Regions from separate parts of the Homo sapiens genome. Here regions 1, 2 and 4 are each linked to region 3. Evidence: chromatin loops called from intact Hi-C (ENCODE). Cell type or tissue: dorsolateral prefrontal cortex. All regions are shown on one strand. Region 1 has its middle 24 kb from the start of LINC01739. Region 2 has its middle 61 kb from the start of LINC01739. Region 3 overlaps ATG4C (autophagy related 4C cysteine peptidase). Region 4 has its middle 140 kb from the start of LINC01739.

Region 1 (8,000 bases), 150 kb after region 3:
AAAAGGAATTCAAGAAATACCCATTCTACAATACCTTGCCAGAAGGTAAGACTGAGGCCCAAGAAATTCACCTTGTCCAAGGTGATTATACCACCTGAAGACATGACAGAAGGCTTTGTAGTTGCTCTTTATCACACACTTGTTCTGTTCCAGTCATTGTGCTGGGCACTGCATCTACATTGCCTTTCACTCACAAGGAAAAGGATTTTTTCGCCCATTGTATAGATGAATAAACCGAGGTGCAGATACATCAAGAACACACAGCTTATTAAGTGGTGGTGATCAAATTCACTTTTATCTCCATCTAAAGCCTAAGTTCTTATCACCGTCCCACATGGCAACATATTAAATAGTGAGGAATGGGACGTAAAGTCAGTACTTCTCTCTTCCAGCCACATTTTCCACCTGTCAACCTTCCCCAAAGTTGAGTTCTAATTTAAGCCAGGCCAGCACTGTGTTGGTTACATCATGTTGACCCACAAAGAATTGCTTTTATTGTCTTCCCCTTTGGTGGGCTGTTGATGCTGCAAATTTCTACGAAGGAATAGACCTGTACAGAAGGCATCACTTCTGTGGGCATTTTATTGGAATGCTCTTTATTTCATCACAGAGTAGCCTCATTATGAGGAACCCTGGGTGAAATTCCTGTCTTTCTCAGTTCAGGATTAACTGGGCTTCTCCTAAGAACTCGGCCTGTGGGCATATTGTCTCTTGGATGCTGTAAATGCTGTGACTGATCAGGTTTCTCTTTTTGCACTGGTTGTTAGAGCTGTCTGATCCCAAATGTGAATCCCACCCATTGTGAACAGACAGAACTTTGTGGTATGCATTGCTGCGTTACAGTCTCACTCCTGGCTCAGTTTCAGGTTCCAAGTCCTACATCTTTTTTTCTCATCAATTTCTAATTTGTTCTTCCCTGATCTACTGTATATAATCTGACAAGGAACCTTGAATTGTTTTCAGAACAAGGTGAGGTATAAATAATTAAACAGAAATTTTAATTCCATGTTGAATCTCCAAACCATTTTGTAAAACCTGGTAATGGACTCAACCTGCACAATATTCCTATCGATCTTGACATAAGGAATAAGAAGCTAAGTTATAAACTCCTTACACAGAGCAGTCACCCTGGGAACACTGCAGGACCCAGGTGGGGACATCCAGGAGATGGAACGGTTCCCCACTGTCCCGTCCAAATGAACTAGGATGCCATATCCATCCTACCTAATTAAGGAGTTCTTGAAAACAGGGCCTTTTTCTTGATTTACAAACCCTCCTCATCATCATTTATAGTGCACTGATATGTGAAGGCAGGGAGGAGAGACACTTAAGGGAAGATGGGTATTTCCTTAGATGACATTGGTGAGGGCAAGTGTCACCTTCACACAAGCACCTCCGCTCAGATAGCTTGTTAAGAGTTAGGTGGCAGCGGATGGAACATGCTGTACTTATCGACAAAGCACTGATATTATCCATATTTGTACAGAAATTCAAGGACAGGACATAGATCAAGTGAGCCCAGTAGCATGTCTTTAACATTTGCTAAAAGATAAGCCTGCTGTTGGTTTTGATGCATAAGAAACTAGGGAAATCCAGTTTATTTGGGAAAAGGGTTTTTTGCAGATGTAATTAATTTCAGGATATAGAGATCAGATCATTCTGTATTATCTAGGTGGGCCCTAAATCCAATGACAATTGTTCCTAATAAGAGAAAAGTAGAGGAAGATTTGGGACACACAAAGGATTTCTGGCGATGAAGTCAGAAGCAGAGACTAGAGTTACGCAGGCACAAGCCGAGGGGCGCCTGCAGCCACCAGAAGGTGGAAGAGGCAAGGAATGGCTCCCTCTTAGAGCCATTAGAAGCAGCTATTGCTCCTAGATTTCAGACTTCTGGCCTCCAGAACTATGAGAGAATAAATTTCTGTTGTTTAAGCACTAGGTTTGCACCTTTTGTTAAGGCAGCCCAAGGAAACTAATACAGCCATCAATTCCCTCCAGTCCTCATGAAGCTCCCTTAGACTACAATCTTCAAACCTCCTTCTTCATCGAGTTCATTCCAGTGACTGCATCCATCCCCCTGAAGCTCTCACCCTCCAGCCTGGACTCCTAACTGTGCCCACACTCCAGATTCTCAGTACTGCTCCAGACAGGTGTCAACCCGAAACCCAGATCACCATCCCTCCCTTTTCCCCTCTGTTCCTGCTGTCTGGCAAGAGAAACAAATAACTATGAAGATTTGGCCCCCAAGAGTTCTTACTGTCAAGCTTCAACTTACTGCCCAGGATTAAGAATACTTCTCTTTCATGTGCTTCGGTCAGAAGCTTCCTGATTTAATCTTGCACAAGAAGACTGAGCCTACTGGGTGTAGGTTCTAGAACATTCCCTGTACCCCACATTAAGACATCTTTCTCAAAGGAGGAGATTTCTCTCAGTTGAAAACAACCGTTTACCTGACCCTGATGACCCATTTACCCCCTATTTTGTGTCTCTCCTTTCTTTGTGGGATTTCTCAGGCCAGCCATTTATGCCAACTACCTCCATTTTGTCCTTACTAACAGTTTCCGTAACCCACGACAGTCTCACTGTTTTCTTTACAAATAGGGCTCTTTCTCTCTCTCTCTCTGATTTGTTGCTGGAGAAAATTTGCTTTTTCTTATCCTTAAAAAAAAAGAAATTGCCGGGCGCGGTGGCTCACACCTGTAATCCCAGTACTCTGGGAGGCCGAGGCGGGCAGATCACAATGTCAGGAGGTCAAGACCATCCTGGTCAACATGGTGAAACCCCCTCTCTACTAAAATACAAAATATTAGCAGGCCGTGGTGGTGCACGCCTGTAGACCCAGCTACTCGAGGCAGGGGAATCTCTTGAACCCGGGAGGCGGAGGTTTCAGTGAGCCGAGATTGTGGCACTGCACTCCAGCCTGGTGACAGAGCAAGACTCTGTTTCAAAAAAAAGAAAAAAAAAAAATTGGCTGGGCATGGTGGCTCACGCCTGTACTTCCAAGTTTTGGGGAGGCCAAGCGGGGAGGACCGCTTGAGCCCAGGAGTTTGAGGCCAGCATGGGCAACAAAGTGAGACCCCCATCTCTAGAAAACTTAAAAAATTAGCTGGGTGTGATGGCGCATGTCTGTGGTCCCAGCTATGTGAAAGGCTGAGGAGGGAGGATCATCTTGAGCCCAGTAGTTCAAGGCTGCAGTGAGTTATGACTGCACCATTGCACTCCAGCCTGGGTGACACAGCGAGACCTTGTCTTAAAAAAAAAAAAAAAAAAAAAAAAAAAAAACCCAAAAAACAAAACAATGAATACATAAATGAATAATAAATAAAAATTTCAGCTACTGCCTTGATCTTCTTGTCTCTCTGACAATGACTCCTGGGATATTGCACAATTCCTAATCACCTTTCTTCTCTCCTGCCTCTCTGACTATTCCCTTTCTTTGCTGTCTCCTCCTCCTCCTCATGCCTCCAAGGGTGTCCTTATTGACAAAGCACTGATATTACCCATATTGGTACAGAAATTTAAGAACAGGACATAGATCAAATAGCCCAGTAGCATGCCTTTAACACTTGCTAAAAAGGTAAGCTTGCTGTTAGTTTTGATGCATATGAAACTGTCTGTCTCCTCTTCAATCTTAATACAACTCCTCAGAAAGCTCGCCATTTTAATGACTGCAATAGTCACAATATTAGTCCTTATTCCTAAACTTAGGTGTCCTGTTTCACACCCCAGTGCCAGTCCATGTCATTGCCAACTGGGTATTTTTTACAAAGATGTCTCACATCACCTCAAACTCAAGCTATCCCATATCAAACCAACTTCCCTATCTCGGTTTCCACCACCCAGACTTTTCTTCATCTTTTCCTTCATCATGAGTCTACTCAGATACCTAGTCTTGTCAGCTTTTCCAATAAAGTTTTGCTCATACACTCTCTCTCTTCACACTTTTGCCCGTTCCAGACCTTCATCACTACCCACTTTTCACTATGCAAGGCACTGTCCTTATTTAAACATGCCCCCATCTGCTCCCAGTAGACTGCAAGTTCCCCAAGCACATTCATTTTGGATCTCTGGTGCCTAACACAGATGTAAGCCCATTGAGACTCAGTAAATGTCTGCTGACTGCATGAAGAAATGAATACATAGATCACTGCCTGTATTAGTCTGTTCTCACACTGCTGATAAAAACGTACCCGAGACTGGGTGATTTATGGGAAAAAAAAAAAAAGAGGTTTAATAAATTCACAGTTCCACGTGGCTGGGGAGGCCTCACAAACATGGCGGAAGGTGAAAGGCACGTCTTATATAGCAGCAGACAAGAGACAGAAAAAGAGCCAAATGAAATGAGTTTCTCCTTATAAAACCATCAGATCTCATGAGACTTATTCACTACCAGGAGAACAGTATGGGGTAAATTGCCCCCATGATTCAATTTTCTACCATGGGGTTGCTCTCACAACACGTGGGAGTTATGGGAGCTACAATTCAAGATGAGATTTGGGTGGGGACAGAGCCAAACCATATCACTACTGGAGCCTCTCTTACCTGGTCCCTTCCTCCCTCCCTCAAATTGTCTTGTGATCCCTGCATAATATACTCTTATTCTTAAATCTTGCATTCTTTTAAGATCTTGAAGAGTAGTCGTCATTATTCTTATTTTATAGATTGAGGAAACTAGAAGCTCAGACAGGCTAAGCAACTCACTCAAGGTCCCAGAGCGAGAAAGTGGTAGAGTCTGGATGGAATTCCATGCTTTTTCATTTGGTATGTGCTGCCTCCTTTGGGGCAGTGGTGGAAAATTATGTTGGGTAGAAAATCCCAAATTATACAGGACTTTGAAAGCCAGGTGGAGCAGTCTGAACTTGACCCAGATAGGACTAGTCTTCAGTAACAGAGGGGCGACAGTACATACTTCTTAGCGTTGTTTGGAAAATCGAGGAAAAGCCCATATAATACAAAGCAGCCAAAATAAAGCCACCATTGTAGATTCTCAAAGATGGTAAAGTTATTACTTTTAATGTTTTGTTTGTGCACGTCTTTACTCCCAGCTAGATTAAAAGCTGCTTGAGGGTATGGGCCACAGGTGATATTTTTCTTTTCTTATTTTTATTTTTTTGAGATGGAGTCTCACTCTGTCGCCCAGGCTGGAGTGCAGTGGCGCAACCTCTGCTCACTGCTACTTTCATTTCCCAGGTTCAAGTGATTCTCCTGCCTCAGCCTCCTGAGTAGCTGGGATTACAGGGGCCCGCCATCACACTCTGCTAATTTTTTGTATTTTTAGTAGAGATGGGGTTTCTCCATGTTGGGCAGGCTGGTCTCGAACTCCTGACCTCAGGTGATCTGCACACCTTGGCCTCCCAAAGTGCTGAGATTACAGGCATGAGCCACCATGCCCGGCCCTTTCCTTTTCTTTTTAAAGATTTGTGTTATTTATAGTGGCTAAGAGTGTGACCCTTGGGTCTGGCAGGCACAGCTTGGGTGTCCTCTCTACCAACTCTGAAAATGCAGGCACAAGTCTGTCCACCTTGCTGTGCCTCAATTTCCTCGTTGGTAATTTGGGTTTAAGAATAGTGCCTACTTAATAGATTACTGTCAGGATTGAATGAAATAGTATATATAATGTGCTTGCCACATTACTTTACAAAATTACTTTCGTGCCTGCCACAAAGTAATTCTGAATAAACAGTAATTACTATTACTTTTGAATTAATAGTAATAGTGATAATAGTAATAAAAGTAATAGTAATAGTTATATAGTAGTTATACTAATTAATACTATAATACTTATAGTAGTTATACTAATATAATAGTTACTACTTTTATAATTGTTATATTTACTTTTATGATATTTTTGGCTTGAAGGGAAATTTCTTTTAGAAGTCAGGGTTAGAAATAGCTTCATTGCTCTTGATGGACTGCTGCTTCTCATAGCTATACAAACTAGGTTTCTCTGGCTGCCAGGTAGCTCAAAAGTAAACTTGAAATTTAATCATGGCAGCTGTTAGATACTAGTATTCAGAAAATATATCTGACTTCTCCTTTTTTGAGTTGTATTTCCTACTTCCATCTCTGTTTCTCTATTTCACTAGTATTGTAAGCTGCCTTTCAAAGCACTTCTCTTTCAGTCATTGCTTTTCACCCTCTTCTTGGTCATGGTCCCCTTGACTGAACCCTCTCTCTGAGAAATCTACATGTATGTCCTAACTCTCCCCACTACAATTTTGCATCTAATTTTAGGACACTCCTGGGCTTCCCAATGTCCTCTCCAAATAGAAGCCCCTGATTTAGGTGGTGACTGGATAAAATAAAAGAGAGAGGAGACAGGAGGAGGTGGGGCGGGAGTGGAGGGATTAGGAAGAAATATCACAAAACCTTAGCTTTGAAAGAAGCCTGTGAGTCATGCATGTGACTTCCCTCGGGGCTGGAATTCCCACTCTAAAACACCTGCTGCTAAGGGACTAATAGCTCTTCTTCCCCTTGCACCTGGGGGAGGCTCCTGCTCCCAGAACAGTCCACTGCAGAACTGGCAGCACTCCCTGGCAGAATGCTTCTCCTTCCTCTGCTGAATTGGCCACCTCATCCCCTACAGAATCATGCACACATCTGCAGGCACCTCTTCAGCTACCGGAAGACTGTTTTCATGGTTGCTAGATCCTTCTCTTCTCTAGAGCAAACAGCTGCAATGCTTTCAGTCCTTTCTTACATGGTAGGGTTTCACGGCTCCTGCCTGATTTGGTTGGTCTATACCTTCTGTGGGATCTGCTTTTCAAAGCTGCCCTTCTCGCGTGGGAGTGGAGCTCAGGAGCCATATTTACACCATGTCCCTCCACCCCCACCTCCCACCTGTGGCTGATGGAATCCAGGAGAACCCTAAACCTAGATAAGAGGCCAGTCATGCATTCTCCCCTGGACATTTGGAATTGGATTCAGGGTCACTACTTAGTTTCTGCTGGTCTTTTGCATGCAAAGATGTAACCCTGCTGTCTCCTCTATGCATTCAGAGGTGTCTGCATAGTGGAGAAAGCCAAGAATAAAGTAGGTTTAGAGGCAGAGAAGAGAGTGCAGGTGGCATTGGAGAGGGAAAGAGAAAAGAGAGTAATTGCTAGTTCTGGACAACTCTCCAGTTCCTGGTTCCATTCTTCTTTCAATCTTGGCTGCCCTTTTGGGTTCCATGAAATATCCCTGTGACCTTGTAATAAATGCCCCTTTTCGGTTTAAACCAGTTGAAGTGAGTTTCTGTTAAGTGCAAAGTCAGTCTCCTCCTCTCCTCTCCTTTGTCCCCCTCCCCAGCCCTCCCTTCCTCTCTTCTCATTTCTCCTCCCCATAATTCTTGGGTTCTCATGACTTTCATTTATTTCTATGCCTTTCCACCGTCCACATTTGCCTTGCTGCAGATCAAATCTCTCTAGCTATTTAATCCTGAAGCTCTGCTTCTCTTTTGAATAGGGAAGCCTGGTCTCTCATTCTAACCTCACAGTCTACAAGGCAAAAAACTCCTTTTCCTTTAAACCTCCTTCACTGGCCACTGAGATCAATCAGTCCTGACTTTCGTCCTTGTCTCTGGCTTCCGATTGTCCTCCAGGAGTTTCAAGATCCCTACATATTTTGTAATCCTCTCTCCAACCATGGCCTCAAGATCTGCCTGTTTCCTCTTAATCTCCACAGCTATATTGTTGCCCTTGTTTGTGATTACTGGGATGTTGTCCTCCCTAGTCTGTTGGCTAGCAGCTTCCTCCACCTACTGTCACTTTACAATGCTTCCAAAAAATGATACTTCCAAACAAGATGTTGCCCTATCCGCATAAACCTGATGAAGATGGCTGTATTCCATTACCCAGCTATGGTCACTTTAAGCTTCTCTGGGGGTGTTCATGTTCTGGTGCACCTATGATTAGAAAGAGTGGAATAGTCACTGTCCTGATCAACCACCTTTAATGCCTCCTTATTTTCCTCAGGATAAAGTTCAAGCTTCTTAGTCTGACAAAGTTTTTCCACATCCTGAT
Region 2 (8,000 bases), 230 kb after region 3:
TCAGTCACCACCTTGTTTATGTCCTGGGGATTTGGCTTAGTCTGAATCAAAAATATATATCTGTTCATATTAAATACAAAATGACTCTTGGATGTCCTCCTTCTCACATTAAACTGCATAACAAACACTAACATTCAATCTATGTAAAATTAATGAGTTGGTGGTGTCTTGTGTCTGTGTTTAATCAGAAAATTACATTTGGAGTACTTGAAAGCATATTAATTGAAGTTTATCAAGAAGGCAGTAGGTATTTAGACACAAACACAAATGCAAAATATATCAACTCATGCCTGTAATTATCTATCACCATTGCCTTGCAATTCTAGTGCCTTTAAATAAAAATAAAACATAATACATGCTTGAGCCATTTTAGACCTTAGAAATGTTTCATATATTTTTCCTTTTAAGCTTGATTGAGTTATACAGTTAAACACAGAGAATATGCACTTACTGTTGTGTTGATAAATGGAAGCATTAGTAATTGGCATAGAATGCTTCCCCTGATGTTATTAGCTACAAATTTCTGAGGTTAGAATGAATGTAAAACATTCTTTTACCCAGATTGATTCTTTGCATAAATAATTAGAAAAAACAAGCTCTTGACACAATAGCCTCCATAAATGCCATCATAACTATAGAATATGCTTACAGACCAAATATAGCAATGGCCAACTTTGGCTTCAAACTTGTTTTCTCAAATTTGGCCCCCAGGGAAATACAATAGACTCAGCTGATACATGTGGCATCTCATTGTATCACTATATCCAAAGAACCTATTAACTCACTGGATAGGCAAATATTGGTTTGGCTTTCTCAAATATGGAGATGAGATTCTTTTTTTAAATTTTTTAATTTCCTTAGCTGTGTCTCTATGATTTCTTTTTCTCGTGCACCTTCTTTCAGATTTAAGAATCTCTGTCCATATCCACCAAACATGAGGCCTGAAATAAGTCAGTGAAAAACTTGGCAATCTCTAAGTATCTGAGTGTTTATCTTTCTGGAGGTTTCAACACCCAGGAGTTTCACTGCTTTTTCTTTTTTCTGTTTTTTTGAGACAGGGTCTCACTCTGTCACCCAGGCTGGAGTGCAGTGGCACAAGCACGGCTCACTGCAGCCTCAACCTCCCGGGCTCAAGCGATCCTCCTACCACAGTCCCCCAAGAGCTGGGATCACAGGCATACACCACCATGTCCAGCCAATTTTTAAATTTTTTTAGAGATGGGGTCTCACTGTATTGAATAAGCTGGTCTTGAACTCCTGGGCTCAAGTGATCCCTCCACCTTGGCCTCCCTAAGTACTAGGATTACAGGTATGAGCCACCACACCCAGCTTTAACTGCATTTCTATGTGTTCACTAGACATTGGGCAGAGTATGGACAAGGCCACTCCATTCAGCATCTCTGAGATCAGCATCCTCACTGAGGTCAGCCCTTCCTATGATCCTGCACAAGGAACAAGGTGGGGCTGTTTCAGAGAGTTCCTCTCAGCTCTCCGAGACTGGGGGCCCGCCAAGTGCTTACGGTCCTTTAGGAACTCTGCTAAGTCCTTGACATTCATCATCTCTTTTAATCCTCATAATCAACCTGTGAGGGGGAAGTTATTTCCTTGGTTAGCAAATGAGGAAACTGAGGCATGGATCAGTTATGTAACTTGCTCAAGATTCAGATATACAAGAAACTAAAATGAGAAAGAGAGGAAATTGCTTGGGCTAGAAACGACAGAGTTGGTATTGGAACCCAGGGCCATAGACTTCTAAACACACTCTGTACTATGCTGTACTATCTTTCTTATGATACTCATGCTATGTATCTTCCTATAGCCTATACATTTTTTTTTAAAATCATGGAATTGCACATCTAACCCTTAGTAGTCTGGTTTTCTAATCCTTTCCTTGGGAGGGAATCAGAATATTTTATTTATTTATATCAGGGATCTGGATAGTGAAATCTCATGCTTTTCCCTTAGCATCCAACTTTTCACTCCCTTATGTGTATATGTTATCATGTATATTTTGCTTATTACATTTTATTTGTTTGCACAAGATTTCTCACAAGAAACACAGGTCTTTGCCTAACAATATAGCCAGTGTTTATGAGCATAAGCTCTCAGGATAGACTGGTTGGGTACAAAAACAAGCTCTCCCATTTATTATTCAATCTTGGGCAGGTTGCTTAAGTTCTTTAAGTATCAGTATCTCTGTCAGTAAAAAGGGGATGAGGATGACGGTAGCTATCTGTGGATTAAATGAGAATGCAGAGCCAATGCCTGGCACAGAGTAAGAACCTACAAGCATGAGATACTGTTGTCTGTATAAGCAGCAGGCTTTAACTCAAGACTATGCAAAGAAGACTGACTAACCATGGGACTCCATTCTCTCTTGCTCACTTTCCAGTTAACTGGAAGATAATCGAGATCCTTAGATTCATGGGCAGAACAACATCATCTCCAAGGATTAGGGCAAATAATGGAGTCATAATGAACTGGAAGCAGACAGATTGTCTCAGTTCTGACTTCAGCCCTACCATTAGTGACTCTGGGCAAGCCACTCTCCTCATTTGGCCTTCAGTGTCCCCTTCTCTCAAACAAGGGGAGATCAGCCTGTCCCCAGAGGGTCCTGCCAGTGTTAACATTCTGTGAAGTATCCAAGCCTTCGTGAGTGAGTCCTCGCTTCTAAGAGCTTGTAATTTCCATGCCCCACCTGAACACCACCACCCAGTCCAGGAAGCCAGGAACCCAGGCCATTTCTGAACTTTTCACTTGAATACCCAGAGCAGCTGCTAACACCCCCAGCCGAGCCCCACACCTCCTTAATCTAAAATCCTCATTAGTTCCAACTGCAGGCCATCTATTACCTTGTGCTCATAATGGGAGTTAATTTCTGTTGGGATCAGATGGTCTTCCCCCTGGAAATTTTTATTCATATTTCTTTCCTGTTTTGTGATTCTCAATCGGAGTTTTCTAATAACAGATCATTTCTTTTTGTCTAACTTTAATCTGGTCCTGCTTGACAAGCCCCATCCTTTTCATTGAAGGGTAAGACCACTTAAAGGAAGGCCAATAAGCCCTTGCGCTGCTCGGCCGGCTGGGGTGATTTGTCACCCGGTGCAGTGGTGGTCACACCAATGGATTTATCTCAAGGTAAATGGAGATGCTGAGACCCGGGACCCGGAGCTTTGATTAAGGCGCCCTTTTTGTAGTGTTGATAGATGTTGCTTGTGTTTATCTATTTGAAATGCCACTAAATCTGTGAATACAATGGAAAAAGAGAGTACTTTGCCGCTGAAAACATATTAGTGATTTATGTTTCAGTAAGAAGCACAATAAAGAGACAGAGGCTATTAAGAGCAGCTATTTTCATGAGAAATAGTTCTGCTTTAAAACATTATTAACCGCACCTTGATAAAGACTTACATGCATGCATAATCATGTTTACTTACCCCTTTAGTTTGGTGCAATATGCATTTGAAGCACACATTCTCCAAATATTCATAAGTTAGTCAGCAGAATATTTACAGCAAAAGACACCTTGCCCAGGACCGTTCTGCATGTAAATTTCCCTCTCTCAAGATACAGACACATAATAAACTTATCTAGGAAGCTTTGGAGTTTATATGGACTTCATATTGCTCAAAGCACTCTCAAATCCTTCACACCATCATTTGCTGTGTCTCCCCCACCCCACTTGCATTGTAGTAGAAATAACCAGTAAGGTGACACATAAAGATTATAATGCATGGATATAACTTATAACATGAATCAATGTCATCAAGACGCACCCATTTAAATGAATAGGGTCAGATGAGAGTGCTGTATCACCCTGACTTGTGTGACAGTTACAAATGCATCACCTCGTATGCATAATAGGAGTGTACAAACCAGAAGAGATTTGTAAACTTGGTTCATTTCAAGCAGAACTGACCCACAGGAATGGAAACCAGAGAAAAGGCAACTGGGTTGGAGCTGTCTGGAAATCAGTGACTCTTGTTGGGCTGTTTCACAAAACCCTAACGAGGATTTTGTGTCCTCCAGTCCACCAGGGAACTGAGAGCCGACCAACTCAGGCGCAGCACACTGGCTGCTTCCTTAACCACGTTCTCTTCTAAAGGGGGATAACGCGGAAGAGTGGGGGAGGGGGTAGATTTGAGGTGTGCAATTCTTACCACATCTGGGGAAAAAAACAAAAACAAAGCCAAGCGAAGTGGGCCTGCCAGAGTTAACTATGTTCACAGAGTGCAATTAAGTGTTTGGAAGGTTCTGTGCCGTGTGCTCTGATTTACGGCCGCGTTCCTGGGACGCCCCTTTAGCCGGGCGAACGTGGAGGGGGCCAGGCCCGGCCGTGCGCACCCTGGGAGCGGAGCCGGGCCGCTGGCGCTCCGGGTCTTGGGCTTGGCACCGCGGCGCACCGGGTGGCAAGCACAGCGCTTAGCGGAGGCCACACCTGCACCTCATTTGCTTCTGAGCAGTGCCATGACCCGCCTGCTGATGGGGCGCCTTCCCTTTCATCCTCGGGATTATGACAAGTTATTAATTGCCACCATTAGCCGCAGCAGCCTGCCCGAGATCTCTGCTGCTCTCTGGAGGTGAGAAACCGCGCATCTGAATGCCGAGGGAAGAGGCGCTGAGCAGCCAGGGCAAACGGAGCAACAATCTGCCCAAAAGGGATTGTGAGATGGTGAATAATTTATTAGAAAACATTTTTCTTTGTCCTTCCCACAGACCCACAAATCCTCCCCAAGCGCTCTTTACCAGCCTTGCAGATAATGTACTTACACATCTCAGAGCCTGCTAAATAGACTGAAGAGGCCATGGGGTTCACCTCCACACTGCGGCTGCCAGGACCGCGCTACCAGCCCGCGCGGCCTCTGCCAAGGGCCCGCTGATGGAGGCGAGGGAATTAGCTGATTTTGCAGAAGCAGATAGGAAAAGCCGCTGCCATGGCTACCCCGCCTTCTTCCCGGGCTCCTGCGTCCCGTATTGAGCCCGGATACCTGCACACATGCTTTATATTGGTCTAGAACCCTACAATTTCATTCCACACCACCAGTAGGTGTTGACTGAGTTTCTGCTGCGATAGAGAGTTGCTCGGTCCTTCCTTCTGCACACCTGGGCAGAGGTGAGGCCACACCACGTCCCCAGCCACACATGCATTCCTTTCACAGAACTGTGAGCCTGCTCTACAATAGATGCAGACCCAGACCAAGACCTCAAAGAGCTGGAAGTTAAATAAGGATACGCTAACGTGGACAAGTATATAGAGCACCAGAGAGCTCTATATTGAATCTCTGTCTGCTTCTCCAGCCTTATTTATTTCCCTCCTCCCTCCCCATCCTCAATACCCGTGGCCATCTGAGTACATTCACCAACATGTGCACACCACACACTCTGCATACATATACTCTAGCCAGACTGACCTATTTGGGAGGGCTATATGAAAAATTACCATTTGTATAGGTCAAAACCAGCTGAATATCAGTGATTTTATATGAGTCAACTGAAAATAACATACTTGTCATCTTTGGCTCTTCATCTTGCCTGTCTACCGAGAGCATCTTTCTTTGCCTGCCAAAACCATACTCACCCTTCAGAAGTCAGTGTATTTAGACATTCCTTCCTAGAAAAGTCCTCTTGGACATTCCCGCCGTCTCCTCCACTTTCCACCTGGGCTTCACTTTGATGATACTCTTCTGTATTCCCAATGTATCCTCCACCTGCCTTCTTTTTGATACTTGTTGCACTGTATCATAATGGTTGCCTTACCTTTTATCCTCTCTAGTCTGTGGCCCCTTGAGGGCACAAAGGATCCTATTTGAACGTGCATTCCTAGAACCTCACCCAGTACTGGCATATTGTAGATTCTCAGTAAGTTTGATGAATGAATAAATGAGGTGAATGAGAAGATGGATGCACAAGATAACAGGGGAACGGAAAAGAATCATAGACAGGGGAGATGGGACCAAGATTTCTATGGTAGCCAAGAAGGAAGGAGTTTTCATTTTATTAGGAGGTGCATAGACAAGATGTTGTGAAGTACTTCAGGGATTCTATGAGATCCGTACTGACCAAAGACATTCTCAGTCTCTGCTATTAAAAATAAAACAAAACAAAACACCTTTTTCCCTAGAATATATTTTTGTGGCATAGAGTAGACCCTCAATAAATAAATAAATAGTTATTGAATTTTAAAAGTGAATATGGAAGGACTATTAAGATTAGTTCTACCTAAGGGTAAAGCAATTAACTAATAAGAATAGTTTTTTTTAACTGAGTAGTTTTATTTTACATTATTTTATCGCTACAACTATGAAATTTGAAAATGAGGAAATTGAGGCTCAGAGAATTGTGTCCTATTCGGGATCACCCAGCTAGTGAGAGAGTCAAACCCAGGTCTCTCTCGCTCCAAAGCCTGAGTTCATGCCAACGATGCTACTGCAGGCTCTCCATTCCCAGAGATCTTCTTGAGTTAGAAATAACCATATTGTCTCAAAGATTTTGAAATAGCATAGTTTAGAATCAGGGCCAATCATAGGTGACATGAGTATCTTCCAAGTCAAGGCTTCTATGATGCTTCCTCTTTAAAGTATGATCGCCTCCTCTTTAAAGCCTTAGAGTCTTTTAAAATGATGCTTGGAGATATATATTTGTAGGGATTTGGTAGGTTAATTCAGTCATTCAACAAATCTTTAGTAATCACTTACTGTGTGCCAAGTCTCATGCCAAGCTCTGGAGATACAGTGTTGAATAGGTGTGTTTCCTGCCAACCTGGAGGACTGCTCAGATTCTGAAGAGACAACATCAAGCCTGCAGGTGCCAGATGGGCATCTTAGCTGAGAATGAATCAAGCAAAGATGAGGGAACAAGACCGACTGCCTCCATGTTTTGAGTTTGAATGTGCTTTAATGACAAGCATAATGAGTGTTCCGATCCTCCTGCTGTTACTGACAGCCCCAGTCTTATAGGTGAACTGAATATCAAATATAGGAGCACACACACATGCACATACACAGAAGACTAACATGTCAAAAAGAGATACAATCCTGAAGACCTATTAATCCATTTATTTATTTTATCTCAGCATTTTGAACACCCAGATGAGTCAGGCCCCATGCTGGTGCCAGCTACTGCACAACTACCAGTCTCTGCTCTTTAGGGGCTCACAGAACAGTGTGGGAGATGGTCTAGTGTGTAAAAAATTATACTTATTTGTGATCAGTACACTAACGGAGGGAGGAATCCAGTGTTCCAGAAGAGAAGAGGGAGCAACTAGTTCAGGCTTTGGAGGGTGCAGGAGAGCATGTAGATAAGAAAGGGTTTCCCCAAGACAGCATTGTGTTAGCTGGATGCTAAAGGATGCATGGGCCTTACAACTGGAGAAGGGGTGCAAGACAGCCTCACCCATGGGAAAAGGAAGATGAAAAAAAGGACAAATGCCCAGTGACTAGATGCTAAAGGAAGACTATTGGTTAAGTGGAATCATTCATTCATCCATTCATTCAGAAAACACTGAAGCCTACCATGCTGTTATGGACTGAATGCTTATGTCCTTCCCTGCCTCCTCTCAATTGCTACATTGAAGTCCTAACCTTTGTGTGGCTCTGTTTGGAGTAAGGAAATAATTAAAGTTAAATGAGGCTATAAGGGTGGGGCCCTCATCCAACAGAATTAGTGTCCTTTTAAGAAGAGCCACCAGAGAGCTCATACACACTTTCTCTCTGTGCACAGGCACTGAGGAAAAGCCATGTGAAGACACAGCAAGAAGGTGGCCATCTGCAAGCCAGGAAGAAAGCCCTCACCCAAAACTGACCTTATAGGCACCTTGATGTTGGGCTATTAACCTCTAGAACTGTGGAAACATAAATTTCTGTTGTTTAAGCCATCCAGTGTATGGTATTTTGTTATGACAGCCCAGGAAGACTAATATTCATGCTCCTAGCACTGTACCAGGTTTGGAGTAGCCAAAGACAAATAAGACCACTCACTTCTCTCAAAAGCTCATGGCTATA
Region 3 (8,000 bases):
AAAATTAAAAAAAATCTTAAGTGCATAGCTCAAAAATTATCACGAAGTGAACATAGCCCTGAATTAGGAAAATATTTGAAAGTTTAACTTGTTCTGCAATAGACAACGATTGTGAATTGTAAATTCATGTTGGTTGGCCTTTGAATCTTCTTGGATGAACAAAATGATATGAATGGCCAGGCATGATGGCTCCCGCCTGTAATCCCTCCACTTTGGGAGGCCAAGGCAGGTGGATCACCTGAGGTCAGGAGTTTGAGACCAGCCTGGCCAACATGGTGAAACCCCGTCTCTACTAAAAATACAAAAAAATTAGCTGGGCGTGGTGGTGCGCACCTGTAATCCCAGCTACTCGAGAGGCTGAGGCAGAGGAATTGCTTGAACCTGGGAGGCAGAGGTTGCAGTGAGCAGAGATCGCACCACTGCACTCCAGCCTGGGCGACAAGAGTGAAACTTCATCTCAAAAAAAAAAAAAAAAGTTTAAATGATATAAAATGCCTCTCTGTTGTATGAGTCCTAGTGCTCATGCCGCAATACCCAATATCAGTTTAAGTGATCAGAGATTTATATCTGTGTTTTTGTGAATATTTTAAAAGTTCTTTGTAGATATTAAAACAACCATGAATAACAATTTAGTGTTTGTTATTATCTATGATGGTTGTAGTCAGTACAGTGAGATAGTAATAAGACTATTCTGGTTTAGTATTATTGGTTCTTACATGAAAAGCCTTTTAAAATTAAAAAATTTTTATTTTCTAGAGATGGAGTTTTGTTCTGTCACCCAGGCTGGAGTGCAGTGGCACCACCATAGCTCACTGGCACCTCAAACTCCTGGGCTTACGCAATTCTCCCACCTAAGCCTCCTAAGTAGCTGGGACTATAGGTGAATGCCACCACACCTGGCTATTTAAAATTTTTTTTTAGAGGTGGGGTCTTGCCATGATGCACAAGCTGGTTTCAAACCTCAGCCCTCAAGCAATCCTCCCACCTCAGCCTTCTGAATTTCTGGGCACAGGCATGAGCCTGACTCAAGTTCTTACATGAAAACTTTTACCAGTGCTTTAGTATAATATAGAATACCCTTTGTAGATGAGTTCAAAAATATATTATTAGACCATGTACAAGCTTTTGGCCCTCCTTCTTATCCCCAACTGGTAAAAAAGTTAAGAAACATTCCTTGTGATTGTCTTTCGAATGAGCTGGGCAAATGGTTATTTGTAGATACCATGTATGTAGAATAATTTCTTATAAATATGACTTAGAACTGTGCCATATACCCTAATATACTCATATTCCTGTAAATTGTTAACTAACCAGTTTGTTTAGCTTTTCTGTGCTTTTCTAGTTCTGTTTTAAATATTTCTTTGCTAATGTAACAGGTAGATCAATGTTAGAAAAAGTCCAACTAAGATTATACTTGTATTGACTAGTGCCATGGAGGTTCCAGTTTAGCTAGGTTGAATCTCAGTATATAAAGTAAGTTAGCTAAGCATTTTGCAGAAGTCATAGTTTTGAAAACTCATATTTTGCCCTATATTGAGTGACATATTGTTGGATTTGAATCTAATATGCAGTTGAACTTTTCATTGGAAAAAAAAGCAGCTTGAATGTATATATTTTGCATATCTTTTGGTGATGATACGGGATACAAATTGGGTCACTAGGATGTACAGGGAGAGAAAGAGTGATTTTAATTGATTTCACCATGAACATAACAAATATGACAACTTATTTTTTCCACACTTTAATAGATAGCATGAAGTTAAAAATCCCTTAGTTTTAGGCATTGAATGTAGGGAAACTATAATTTTATGAGCTCAAATCCAGCTCCCCTCCCCTCCCCTCCCATTAATGGAGTTGGAGTCTTGCCCTCTTGCCCAGGCTGAAGTGTAGTGGCACGATCATATCTTACTGCAGCTTCAAAACTTCTGGGCTCAAGCAGTCCTCCTGCCTCAGGCTCCTGAATAGCTGGGATTGTACATGGGAGCCACAGCACCCAGCTCCTAGATTATTTCTTAATTGAGCTTGTTCTTTAATTCAAAAATTTCCCACACTTATCTCCCATCTGCCCAGTTCTCTCCCTTTACCACAGACTTGTTAATTTTTGTATATCCTTAGTTTATTTATATAAATATGAATATACAGTCTTATGTTCTTTTTAACACAAACTTATTTTTTCTACATACAGAAAAAGACTTGGTCACTTCAGTGATTTTTAAGGACAGGCTAAGCATTTAAGCATTAAAAAAATTTTTAAACATAGTACTAAGGTGTGATTGTGAGGAACAAAAAGATTGCAGTGATTACTTTTATATTCTGCCCTTTTTCTACTTTTGTATTCCCTAAAGATGCCAAACTCTACTAACAGCCAAATCCATTAGCAAGACAGTAGAGAAACTAGGGCAGCCTCCCCAGCCCATTTATATCTGTGGCACTGTGTCTATTGGAGAAAAGTGAACTAAAGAGACAAAAGGACTGATGAGAAAGAGGGCAGGGACCATAATGGAATGGTTTCACCTGTTCCAGCCTGTTCCCTGAGAAGAAACAAGAATTAAAGCACACTCAAAGAGAAAGTTGAAGAATACGCAGTTATGTACTAATTGTGTGAATTGCTAAAACCCTCAAGTTGACCTCTTTTTATGTCAATATAGAACATTTACCTGAGTCTGTGTATTTGTTTAAAAAGTCTCGATATCCTTGTTAAAAGGTTTATAAACATTAACCCAAAATCTCCAACAAAACAGACTTAACTGCATTTTAATAGAAATGGCTAACTTGATTCTAAGCCTCATACTTTTTTCATGTCTTTTTCATGTTTTCAAGTGTTAGAAATGCATACCACTTTTGACACACTTCCTTTCTTTTGCAGAATGGCACTAATATCACAAAAGGTTGAAATTTGGTGAATTAAATATATAAAAATGTTGGCTCTTATATTTTACAGTTTTGCAGAGTGGAGAGGACCATCTGCGTAGGATGAACTAAAACACCATTTGAAAATCATGTTTATAGTGATGGGAAAAAGCTAGATAGAAAATTTTAAATAATAGTTTTATATATACTTGTCTATCAAAGATAAATTAATCCTAAAGAACTTTAAAAATTACAGACATTCCACTGCCCTTCTCCCAAAAAGATGTCTTTTCGAAAAATGGATCCCAGCTGTACAATAGGATTTTACTGTCGAAATGTTCAGGACTTCAAACGAGCTTCTGAAGAAATCACCAAGGTATCTTTATTTAAAATATTATATTTGTAAATGACCTAATTTTATTAGAAACAGACTGTCAGAAAGCAAAAACCTGTAAATTATAATTTTTTATAAAATTTCCTCTTGAATGTTAATATTATTAGGAGTATTGTGAATTGAAAAATAAAGCCATTTGAGGAATCTTAGCGTTTGAGGCAAATGAAATCTAGTGACAAGTTGAAAGTATTGATTGGTCCACTAGGTGGCACTGTTGAAATAAAAATCCTGTTGCAAACGCTAGACCGGTCCAAGCAATTAGGTTATATTCTATTTGAAGAAGATTTTAAAAGGGCAATCCCTTAGGGGTAGGAAAAAAATTAATGAAGTATTTGATCAAGCCAAATTGTGCATTATTTCTTGTTAGTCCAAGTGCTTCTTTGATTTTTTTAAAAAGAGAAATGGTATTTTTGGATTTCTCAGAACTGCTTTATCAAATGAGCTGTGTTTTTACCTTTCAGTAAGCTTGTCTAATCTGATCTATTCTACTTATAGGATCCTTGAAAGAGGTTTATTTAACTTCTTCTCATTACATTTATACTTCTACATTTTTTTGGTCCTTGAGTACTGCTAAAACATTTATGGAACCTTAATATCTGTCTCTATGTAGTATTTTAGAAAATAAAAAAAGACTGCTTTTTAAAGAAATACACATAGTTTGATAGCTCTTTATTTGTACCAGTAGTTAGGCTATCATTTTATGGTATGTAAGACCAATACTCGTCATTTTTGGGAATTTTTTTTTTTTTTTTTGAGACTAGGTTTCACTCTTGTTGCCCAGGCTGGAGTGCAATGGCGCGATCTCGGCTCACTGCAACCCCTGCCTCCCAGATTCAAGCAATTATCTTGCCTCAGCCTCCTGAGTAGCTGGGATTACAAGCATGTGCCACCATGCCTGGCTAATTTTGTAATTTTAGTAGAGACGGGGTTTCTCCATGTTGGTCAGGCTGGTCTCGAACTCCTGACCTCAGAATTCTTCACTGGAACTTATATATAATAGTAACTTATTACTGCTTTATTTCCAGTTAATTTTATTCAGGAAAGTGGACATAGTAAGTTGAAATTTTATTTTTACAATGTAAAAATGGAATGATAAAAAATAAAACGTTTCATATAAGCTAGATTTAGTTTACTTGACCTGCCATATGAAAGAGGAAATTTAGCAGGAATGTGGCAGGAAAATGAATGAGGAAAGGAACAAATGAGATATGTGGGAACCATTCCATATTCTTCATTTCTCACAGTTGTTCTCTTTTCATTCTCCTTTTTCAACATGGAAGGCCAGGTGAACATAACAAAATATATATTTTTCATTTTTCCTCCTATTACTGGAAATTAGTATATGCATTTGTATATTTTAGTTTGACAGTTCTTTGTCTCTACAAAGTATCATGTATATGCTAAAGTATACAAATACAGGTGATATTGTGATATTTATTGATGTTGATGAACATTTTCCATTAAAAAGTCCCATTTCCCTGTTTCCATTCATGTATTTTCTATCTGGATGAAAATAAATATGTTTAAAACAGTAAAGCAGTTTACTCCTGGAATAGAAACAAACCAGATTATTATTACCAAATTAAAAAAAAAAGCAAAATTAAAAAATGTGTGCTGATATTTTCTAATTAAAGACACTTATGGCTTTTACATTGGAAAAATACTTAGAAATTATTATTCTTGAGCATCAGAATAATATGCATTAAGGCAAAGAGAAATTATGTTGAAATGTCTTTTGGAAGTACTGAGAATTTTGTAAGAATCAATTAACTTTGCTTTAATAATAGTGTTCTTCTTAAGTCAATAGCTTTTTGTAGCAGTATCAAAAACTCACCATGTCAGTTAATGACACAGTTTCTTTTGCCTGGAAGGTTATAAGTTAAGCACTTGCCTTTTTTTCTTAAAAACTGAATTTGGCAGTTTTAGTTCAATCATTGTTTTTAACCCTTAAAAATTAAAATAACTTAAAATTATTTGTTTCTGTATAAGATGTATCTTTTCAGTTTTCTCATTTTGAAAATGAAGCTGGTAGTCTAGAGTCTCATGTTTAATTCGTAATACCCTATGAACGAATAACTCCTTATGCTATATGATTTTAAAATATTAATAAAAATTGTTAAACCAATTCAGTGTTTAGCAGAATTCAGTCTAGCAAGTATCTGCATAACTATCATATACAGAGCACAAAATGACCAAGATACAATCTCTGCTTTTGAACAAGGTGTAAAACTTCCATCCTCAAGTAACGTTTATACTTCAGTAGGGGAAATAAGACAAGTAGACATATATTACATTGAATATGGTAAGCATCCATATGGAAATAGAAATAAATTGATAGAGGAAAGAAGAGGGTTGAAATGAGAGAGATGTCACATCTAAGTCAAAGTACTTTATTGTGATGGTCATATTTAAGAAGGGCTTTAAAGTATAGGCTTAATTTCTACTGGCTTAGGGAAAGAGAAGGTTACTTCAAGCTGAGGAAATACCAAAAGGAAAAGTATAGAAGGAAAGTGGAGAGTTTGTCTAGAGAATGGCAAGTAGTCCAACTTGGTAGGTGCCAAGGCTTCATATTAGGCAGGGTTTCTGCTTCTACTGCCTGAATCAAAATCCCTAAAGGTGTGGCCTGGGAGTCTCCATTTCTGGCAAGCCTCCCACACAGTCTTGTGTGCCAAATTTGAGAACCACTTGCATAAGACAGGGCAACCCAAGATGTGACACTTGATGTTGTTTTTAGGTGGCACTAGGACAAACATTTTAATACTTAACATTAACTGGCATATTAAATGTGTGACTTATTGATTTGTACAAGGCTATTTAGGTTAAAAATGATGAAAAGAAAAATATTCATTAATCATGATAGTGAAAGGGGTATATAAGTCTCTGAGTTTTGGGAAACACTGTTATAGGAAATACTGAAGGAAGAGTCTAGAAAAGTAGATTAGAATAATACTATGGAGAGTCTTGAATTAAAGCTGAAGAAGTTGTACTTTAGTAATATGTTGATTTTGTTAAATTAATTTTAAAATTTCAGGCATACAGAAATATAGAGAATAATATAGTAAATACCCATGTGTTACCACTGAGCTTAAGAAAGTTATATATATAATTAATAAGTGTGTTATCTTCCACCAATCTTATTCCTTTTCTTCCTTCTCAGTGGTAATCACTATCCTGAATTAGTGTATCATACCCATACTTTATATATCCATAAACAACACATATTATCTTACATTTATTAAATTTTTTGTTAATGATATTTTTATATAAAGAGATATATATTCATCTACAACATTTTTATTTAACAGTGAGTTAGAGATTATCTATGTAACCGTACATGTTGATCTAGCTTATTCATTTAAACAGCTGAATAGTGGTCCATTCTGTAATACACTCTTTTTATTTAAACTTTCTTTCTTTGATGGTCATCTGGCTTGTTTCTGAGAACTTAAAACTCCTTGTTATATTTGTTTAATTACAAATAATGTTTTAAATAATATTCTTGTACATATCTCTTTGTGCATATATAATACTTTAAGTAGGGTTACATTAGATATACTAGATACATTACAGTGGAATTTCTGGGTCATAAGATAAGCATATTTTTAGGTTTGCTGTATGTTGTTAAATACTCTCCAGAGTGATCATGCCAACCAGTATATAAGAATTTCTTAACATCCTTATCAACACTTGATATTGTCAAACTTTAAAATTTTAACCAATCTCGTGGATATGAATAGTACCTCTTTGTAGTTTTAATTTATATTTCCCTGATTGATACTAAGGTTGAATATTTAATCAAAGTTTATTGGCCCATTTGTTTCCTCTTTTGTGAATTTCCCATTCATTCTTTTTCTCTATTTTTTTATAGGGCTATTTGATATGAAGGAAATCTTTACAATTCTAGATACTACTGCTTTGTTGGCTTTATACGTTACAAATATATTCTTCTAGGCCGCTATTTTTACTTGTTAATTGTGTCTTTAATTTTAATATAGTCAAATTAATAATACTTTTATGGTTTTTGAATTTTGTATCAAAGAAATCTTTAATAAGCAAAAGTCATAAACATATTCTCCTATACTCCTTCCAGAAGTTTTATGTTTCACATTTAGAACTTGTATATGTTTTATTTATTTTTATTTATTTATTTTTTTGAGATGGAGTCTTGCTCAGTCACCCAGTCTGGAGTGCAGGGGCGCGATTTTGGCTCACTTCAACCTCCACCTCCCGGGTTCAAGCAATTCTCCTGCCTCAGCCTCCCTAGAAGCTGGGATTACAGGTGTGCACCACCACGCCTGGCTAATTTTTGTATTTTTAGTAGACACAGGGTTTCACCATGTTGACCAAGCTGGTCTTGAATTCCTGACCTCAGGTGATCCTCCTGTGTCAGCCTCCCAAAGGTAGAATCAGTAAGACAGCCACTTAGAAAGTGGTGAGGGAAAGAGAGAGCTCACAGACAAGTCTGTTTTACATCTAGGTGACCAGGGGAACAAATTAATAGTTCATTAATATGGTGATTCATTTAGTCAGCAAATATGTGAGTGTTTTCATCCCTATGACTCCACCAGAATTCCTCTTCAAGGTCACTAATGACCCTACGTTGCCAAGTCCATTGGTCGAATCTCAGAGTTCATTCTACTTGTCATAAGAGAAGCATTTGATGTAGGTGAACATCCACTTCACCCTCCTACACCTTCTTCACATTGGCTTCCAGGACACCAAACTCTTTTGGTTTTTCTCATTCTTTACTGGTTGC
Region 4 (8,000 bases), 310 kb after region 3:
AAAAATTAGCTGGGCACATGATATGGTTTGTCTCTGTGTCCCCACCCAAATCTCACCTTGAGTTGTAATAATCCCCACGTGTCAAGGGTGGGACAAGGTGGAGATAATTGAATCATGGGAGTGGTATCCCCCATGCTGTTTTTGTGATAGTGAGTGAGTTCTCACAAAATCTAATGGTTTTATAAGGGACTTCCCCCTTTGCTCAGCACTCATTCTCTCTCCTGCCACCCTGTGAAGAGGTGCCTTCTCCCATGATTGTAAGTTTCCTGAGGCCTCCCCAGCCATGCAGAACTGTGAGTCAATTAAACCTCTTTTCTTTATAATACCCAGTATCAGGTATTTCTTCATAGCAACATGAGAACAAACTAATACAGTGTGGTAGCACATGCCTGTGGTTCCAGCTCCTCAGGAGGCTGAGGTGGGAGAATCACCTGAGCCTAGGAAGTCAAGGCTGCAGTGAGCCATGATTGTGCCACTGCACTCCAGCCTGGGTGATGAGAATGAGGCCCTGTCTCAAAAAAAAAAAAAAAAAAAAAAGAAGAAGAAGTAAAGATTCCTTCATTCAAATGCATCTGAATGGAGCTTAAAGTAAAAATGAGGGCTGGCCGCGGTGGCTCACACCTGTAATCCCGGCACTTTGGGAGGCTGAGGTGGGCAGATCATGATGTCAGGAGTTTGAGACCAGCCTGACCAACATAGTGAAACCCCGTCTCTACTAAAAATACAAAAATTAGCCGGGTGTGGTGGCTCAAGCCCGTAGGCCCAGCTACTTGGGAGGCTGAGGCAGGAGAGTCGCTTGAACCCAGGAGGCAGAGGTTGCAGTGAGCTGAGCTTGTGCCACTGCTCTCCAGCCTGGTGACAGAGCGACACTCCCTCTTAAAAAAAAAAAAAAAAAAAAGATATCTTTTTTTTTTTTTGAGACGGAGTCTCACTCTGTCACCAAGTTGGAGTGCAGTGGCATGATCTCGGCTCACTGCAATCTCCACCTTTTGGGTTCAAGTATCCTCCTGCCTCAACCTCCCAAGCAGCTGGGGTTACGGGTGTCTGCCACCACGCCTGGCTAATTTTTATATTTTTAGTAGAGACGGGGTTTCACCATGTTGGTCAGGCTGTTCTCAAACTCCTGACATCATGATCTGCCCACCTCAGCCTCCCAAAGTGCTGGGATTACAGGTGTGAGCCACTGCGCCCAGCAAAAATGAGATCCTTTAAGAAGCATACCATGATCTCCCTATTTAAGACTGCAAACCATGCTCTGTAGACCTCCCAAACTCCTTTACTCAGCTTTATGCTTTATTTTTTCCACAAAACATATCACCTTCTAACATACTATTAGTTTATGTATGACTTCTACATGCATATAATTTTAGTTAAAATTTATTTATTATGACTATTATTTATTATTTGCTCTTCTCACTAGGATGTCAGCATCATCACTAGAGTAGGTATTTTTGTCGTTATCAATCACTCACCATGAACAATGCTCGCCATATGCCAGGTGCTTGATAAATATTAGTTGAACTGAATGGAGGGAATTCTTAGTGTCTAGATTTTCCTTAACACATATTAAACAAAATATATTTGTTTTAGATACCAAAGATGACAAGTTCATTCGTTGTTTGAGATGGGATGTTGTGTAATCCAAATTTTCTTCTGGGCTTCCCTACTTGTCAGCTAGTAAGACTTCCTCCCACCCTTAGGCTGGTTTCTCAATTATTAATATAAAAAGGGTCATGGTCCTTGTCCCTCCATCAGCAGCAAGGAGTCAAGAATTTGTCCTAGTCCTGAAGGAGACCAGCCCTTTTATAATTTTCTAATGGGAAAAAGAAATAGAAGCGGCTTATTCATCTCAGAAATTCTGCAAAAAGGACTGGAAACCTGGGGATTCAACTGGCTCGATTTGCAAAAATGTGCAGAGGTGATATTTATTAAGCACTTGACACTCCAGAGAGAACACTGCTGTACAAATATGTCATGCCGCTTTGAACACAAGCAAAGCAGGAATCAGATTCTATCTCCTTGCTGTATCCCAAGCCAAGGTGACTGTTGTAGCTTCATCTCAATGTATTTATATCTCATCACCAACACTGATCACCAAGGGAGCCAGCCCTAAGCTGAGCTGTAAAGATTGTATAGGGAGTATTGCTCAGACGCACTGTACACCATGCCTGACTTATACCAATGAGTTTCAAGGCTCATGCTTTCCAGATGAGCATCATACTCTGTGATGAATAGTAAGAACAAGAATTCAGATTGCAATGAAGACAAAAAAAAAAAAAAGTAAAGAAATGCTAAAATTATTGAATGAGACTCTCATGTGGGAAGCTGTCCTCTCTTCTCCATCTCCAATGCAAAGGCCACAATTCATTCTTATCATCTCTTACCTGAATTACTATAGCAGCCTCATCGCTGTGCTCTCTACCTATAATTGATCCTGTATATTGCAGACATAAGAACCTTTCTAAAATGCCTACCTGAACTCATGGCCCTCTTCAGTGGCTTCCCAGCTATCCCAGGAAAACTCCACAGCATGACCCATAAGTTTCTCCATGACCTGACCCCTGCCCATCTCTCCAGGCTCATCACCTTCCACTCCTCCACACACACCCTATGCTCTAGCTATACTGAAGTAGTTGCCCTAATGTACTCAGTACTTTCATGTTTCTCCGACTTTGCATGTGCTGTTCCCTCTGCCTAAATATTTTTCCTGTACTTTTGCCTACTCAACTCATTCATCATTTGAGATGTGTCTCCACTAGATAGTTTCCCTTGATATAATCCTATCCTAGTCTGAATTAGACAAATCTTTCACGCCACAAATATTATTGCATACTTACTAGAGAAATAACAATGTGGCAGTTCTTTAAAAATAATGGCTATAGATTCATTGCCAATCCTCCCATTGAGAGGCAGGGTCCATGTCTCTGAAATCTGTGTAGGCTTGAGGCATGGACATGATGCTATGTGACTTCCATGGTGAGATCTTAAAAGGTCCTGCTGCTTCCACCTAATTTCTTGACATATTCACTTTGGGATGATCCATTTAGGGACACTTTCTCTCAGAACCAACTTCCATGCTATGAGAAGCCCAAGTCACATGGAGAGGCCACACGTAGGGGCCTCTGGTCTTCAGTCCCAGTGAGCCTACCCTCTGAGTCCTCTCTGACCAGGGGCCAGAAAATTGAGTGAATATGCTCACAAACTATTCCAGCCGTCAGTCATTCAATTTTTTCCATCCGGGACCCCCAAGACATCATCTGAAGCAGGGATAAGACATTTCTTCTAGTGTAGCAAAATTCTAAGATTGTCCCCAGAATTTACCCCCCATTCATATCCTGTGTAATTCCTTCTCTTTTGAGTGGGGGGTGGGAGGATGATAACTATGATAAGATATCACTCCCATGCTTAGGTTATGCTGTATGGCAAGGTGAAGGGATTTTGCAAATATCATTAAGGCTCAAATCAGATGGTTTGGGTTGACAAATAGGAAGATTATTTTGGGTGGGCCTGGCTTAATCAGGTGAAAGTCCTTAAAAGAGGTACTGGCCCTTCCTGAGGAGAGAGATTCTTTTGCCAGCCATGGAGGCTGCCATGTTGTGCAAGGGCCACATGGCAATGAACTACTGGCAATCTCTGGAAGCTGAGAGGGGCCCCTGCTTACAGCTGGCAAGAAATTACGGACCTCAGTCCTACAACCTAAAGGGCCTGAATTCCGCCAACAACGATGTGAGCTTGAAAAAGGTCCTCAGCTCCAGCAAGAAATGCAGCTTGGCTAACACCCTGATTGCAACATTGTGAGACCCTGAGCAGAGAAGTCAGTTAAACTGTGCCCAGACCCTTGACCAACTGAGATATTAGATATATGATATTTTACACTGCTAAATGTGTGGCAATTTATTACATAGCAATAGAAAAGTGATATACCTATTGGGCCCTGTCTGAATTCCTAATCCACAAAATCTGTGTGCATAATGAAATAGTTATTTTATGCCACAAAATTTAGGGTTGTTTATGTGGCAACTCAATAGATAACTGAAATAAGCAGTTATTGAAAAAGACAAAAGTCCCGTCCTCATTGCATTATTACCCCTTGTGAGGGGGAGAAAGACAATAAAATAATAAGTAAAATATGGAGCATGTAAAATAGGGACAAGTGCTAGGAGATGAATGAAGCAGAAAAGAGGGGTGATGATTTCTGGGGGTGGTTTCACTTTTCGACTGAAATGTTCAGTCTAGATATTCAAAATACTTAACTACAGGTGGCAAAGAACCCCAACCAGGCAGAACAGATGCTGACCATGGTACTAAAACAGGCCCCAGAGGTCCCCCACTATGCTAGGCATTCATTGCTTAGTGTGAGGATCATGTATTTATATGTATGTCCCTCAATGCAATAGGAATAAAAAGTCCTGGTATGTAGCATCACACCTCATTCATTAATTAATTTAACTATGGGCTAATCCAATGTTAATTGAATGCCTGTTGCATTAGGCCAGGCAGAGATGTGGAACTCCATGAGCACATCCTACTGAGCTCTAAGGTTTTATTGTGCAGCTGAGGAAGTGATACATACATGAAGAGTACTAACCTGCAGCAGTGCTAAGTTTCATGTATACTATTCTATTTCTCTGTCTCACCTACTATACAGTGGCTCCAGGAATAGGAAAGAGAGAGAAGCTGAGATATCAGAAATGCTTCTGGAGGTGTTGGAAATGGAGCTGAATCTTGAAGGATGGATATTTCCATTGGGGACCTTATTCGTCTTTGATTGCCCCCTAGTGCCCAGCACAGGGAATGTAAATGTGAGGAATGTGTGCCACTACTAGCCCCAGCAGCAGACACAACTAACTGATGATGGCTCTGTTGCCAGCTTAGCCCAGACTCAGCCTGAGAGTCCTTCTCAATACATGTAGCCACTACTAAAGGATCAGAGATGACACAGGAAATAAAACCTGAAAGTCGTTTCTGGGAGCTCCCTGCCTTGGGTGGGGTAGTTGCTAGTATTAATCAACAGTACACCTGGGGGGAAAAAATCTCTAGAAGCAAAAGCTACTCTGGTGAGAAAGAGGATAGTCTAGGAGGAAAGTTTTGTACCGTGTGGAAGCTCAGGTTTATCCCTTCACCCATAAGCCTCCTTCATTCACAGAAAGGCAGTCTTGGTTTGTGGTTTGAAGTCAGACTGAATGAGGTCCAAATCCTGATTTTTTTTCGTTTATAATACATATGATCTGAAGTAAGTTAATTCATCTTTTTAAATCTCAGTTTTCTCATTTATAAAATGGGAATAATAATACCTATCTTGTATGGTTGTCCTAAGAATGTTTAAATCAAATAATGTATAACATATATAAATGTTTTTCTACAAATTTAGGCATACAATAAATGGCATAATATTTTATTAAAATAAATCCAGCTTCAGGCTGGAAAGAAATTCAACTTTGTCATTATAGGGACTCCACTTCACACCCCCATCTCCATAAGGGCACAGAATCGCAGTAACTTGCCCTTCACAAGGACGAACCCCACAATCACAGTAACTTTCCCTTCACAAGGACAAGCAGAGAACTTTTCTTCTGTCACTTTTCAGCCCTATCTCACAGCTTGAGGACAGCGAAAGCCCAATAGCCACCAACTTAGAAGCAGGACCAGAAAAAATACAGTGGAAATTAAAACTAAACTAATATCTCAACGAACTGTCTTGCTACACTAAAAAGCCTCTAACATACTCCTTGACACATGGCATATGCCAATTATTTTTTCAGTTATTAAAATATACTTACAAGTCTCTATCATTTGCCAGGCACTATTTTTGAACAGAGGGTTTCTCAACATCAGAACTGTTGACATTTTGAACTCCATTCTTTATTGCTGGGGATGGGGAGGGATCCTGTCCTGTGGACTGTCAGATGTTTAGCAGCATCCTCGGCCTCTACCTACTAACGGCCAGTAGCAAGTCCCACCCCAGTCTTAGCAACCAAAAATGTCTCCAGACCTTACCAAATGTTGCCTAGGGAAAAACTGCCCCTGGTTTAGAACCCCTGAATGAAATAAATGAAAGAAAATTCCTACCTTTATGGACTTTACATTCTAGTGGGGGAGATAGACTATAAATAAATGTAACAATTTCAGTATGGAGGGATGGAGGGGACTGATAGTTCCTTTCCCCTCTGCTTCTCTGGGTAAATAAGAGCCAAGAACCATTCTGAAGACAGAAGCACAGGCATCAGTCCCTGATGAGAAGGAATTTCACTGGTAAGCAAAAATCAGACAAATGGAAATTGAATTATCTGAAATAACATTAGAAAGAAAAAGGATAATCATTTACATAACCATATTGAAGTATCAGTATTCTTCTCTTTTGGACATATTTCTGTGCATGAAAAGATAACCTCAGGATATCCACACACTAAAGGGATAAATTTCTCCTCCCTTCTCTCCAGCTTTGGGCTATTATTTTGAACACTTAGGGAAGAATTTAAAGAGTGCCCCCATTCAATGAAGCTTTACATTATGAAATAAGGCAGGAGCACATAAGAATAAAGAGTTATTTGGAAAATCGCTGAAATTATTTTTATCACAATGTCACTTAAATGCAATAAAATTTAGTTTTAAACAACTAGATTTAAAAATCCCTTTATGTACATAGCTTTTGTACAATTTATAAAACCAGAGCAAATTTATAAATTAAATATAAGCAAACCACATAGCTAATGAAGTTCAAGTTATATAGTGGCAGTAGTTTTGCTAAAACTAGCTTGCCATTTGAAACATGTCCAGGTTTTGTGTAGCATACCAGTAGCCCTCAATGCTATGAGATGACTCGGCTCTCCCACCTGTTTTTCTCTTAGAATTGCAATGAAACCTTTGCCCTTAGATGTGCGGTAATATAATTTGACCTTCCTATAGTGTCAACACATCATTTTCTTATTAGGTCTGCTTCTTCCATTCCTTCCTCATTAGCCCACTAAAGTCATCTAATTTAAACACAAATGCCTTCACAGAGAGGTACCACAGAGCAATATTAGGTTATAAGGTGGTAATTTGAGTGTTCAGAATATGCTTCTACTGCCGTTTTTCTCTTCCTTTGTAGGATTATCATTAAAATGGAAGCCCTAAATTTAAAAGCTCTTCTAGAAAACTCTAGGACCCCTATTAATACATCCATGAAACCCTAGACCCTAATTTGAAAGGTACTGGTATAATGGCTAAAGGCATCAGAATCAGAATATCTATGACTCAAAATTCTGGCTCCATCACTTATAAGCCATGTGATTTTGAGTGATAAATATACAATATCTCCTATGATTGCTGCATAAAACACTTTAAACAGTGCCCAGCACTTACCACATGCTCAATAAGTGTTAGCTATTTTGACTAGTGGCTATTACTAAGGAACCACGTGTCACCCCAGATTGGCTCCCACTGAAATTTACAACTGAACAAAACAGTCCTGGAGCAAAACTGTGAAGTTGTTTGTCTCTGCTTCCCTTCCCCTGCCTTCTCAATGCCCCTCTCACCCCTTAGATTTCTAAACATACCACCACCTGAGACACCAGTCTAACTCCCAGTTAACCATCAGCTCATCCTTCTGCCTCTCTTCATCCCACCTCTATTTCCTTCCAAAATAGGGTAGAATGGTTATTGGTAGACTTTCAAAAATCATTTATTGAGCAACTACTATGTGCTAGGCACTTTGAATACTAACTTTATTTAATCCTCTCAATAAGTCAGCAAAGTAGGCATTGCTGATCCTCAACTGCAGAAACCACTGCATCTCTAATGTCAGGCACAATCTCTTGGAAACAAGAAAATCTCAATCAGTGTTCATTGAATGAAAGAATGTCACCTTGCCTGAGGTAATAGAGCTAGTAACTAGAAAAGATGGGCTTCAACCCCAAAATGGATTCCATGGTTTTTAATGCTCTTTCCTCTGCACCAGAGGTCAATACACTTTCCGTAAAGAGCTAGATAGTAAACATGTAGGCTTTGGGTGCCATATG

Evidence for each region. Hi-C counts contacts between places; a loop is a spot of excess contacts. Peaks named below come from ENCODE experiments on the same cell type or tissue, not always from the same donor. Only the 100,000 strongest peaks of a DNase experiment are listed, where the experiment ranks them.
Region 1: it touches region 3 in a loop (12-fold over the local background); 7 of 110 quality-filtered maps call a loop at or near these places.
Region 2: a loop joins it to region 3, with 2.5 times the contacts of the local background. A loop is called at or near these places in 2 of 110 quality-filtered maps.
Region 4: it touches region 3 in a loop (6-fold over the local background); 19 of 110 quality-filtered maps call a loop at or near these places.

Annotation. Positions count from the first base shown.
Region 1 is chr1:62,984,911-62,992,910 of GRCh38, forward strand. No RefSeq gene overlaps it. Among named protein-coding and RNA genes, the nearest start is that of LINC01739, 24 kb to the right of the region's middle. In dorsolateral prefrontal cortex, a CTCF peak has its summit at 4,774; no DNase peak of the experiment used is centred here; H3K27me3 peaks cover 1,049 bases.
Region 2 is chr1:63,069,660-63,077,659 of GRCh38, forward strand. No RefSeq gene overlaps it. Among named protein-coding and RNA genes, the nearest start is that of LINC01739, 61 kb to the left of the region's middle. In dorsolateral prefrontal cortex, a CTCF peak has its summit at 4,557 (motif pointing left); a DNase peak (open chromatin) is centred at 4,552; H3K4me3 peaks cover 1,102 bases; H3K27me3 peaks cover 1,796 bases.
Region 3 is chr1:62,838,322-62,846,321 of GRCh38, forward strand. It overlaps ATG4C (autophagy related 4C cysteine peptidase), which reads left to right. Exons shown (of 11, transcript NM_032852.4): 10 at 3,107-3,226. Among named protein-coding and RNA genes, the nearest start is that of ATG4C, 58 kb to the left of the region's middle. In dorsolateral prefrontal cortex, CTCF peaks have their summits at 3,450 (motif pointing right) and 3,656; no DNase peak of the experiment used is centred here; H3K27ac peaks cover 1,569 bases.
Region 4 is chr1:63,144,459-63,152,458 of GRCh38, forward strand. No RefSeq gene overlaps it. Among named protein-coding and RNA genes, the nearest start is that of LINC01739, 140 kb to the left of the region's middle. In dorsolateral prefrontal cortex, a CTCF peak has its summit at 4,784 (motif pointing left); a DNase peak (open chromatin) is centred at 4,823; H3K27me3 peaks cover 370 bases.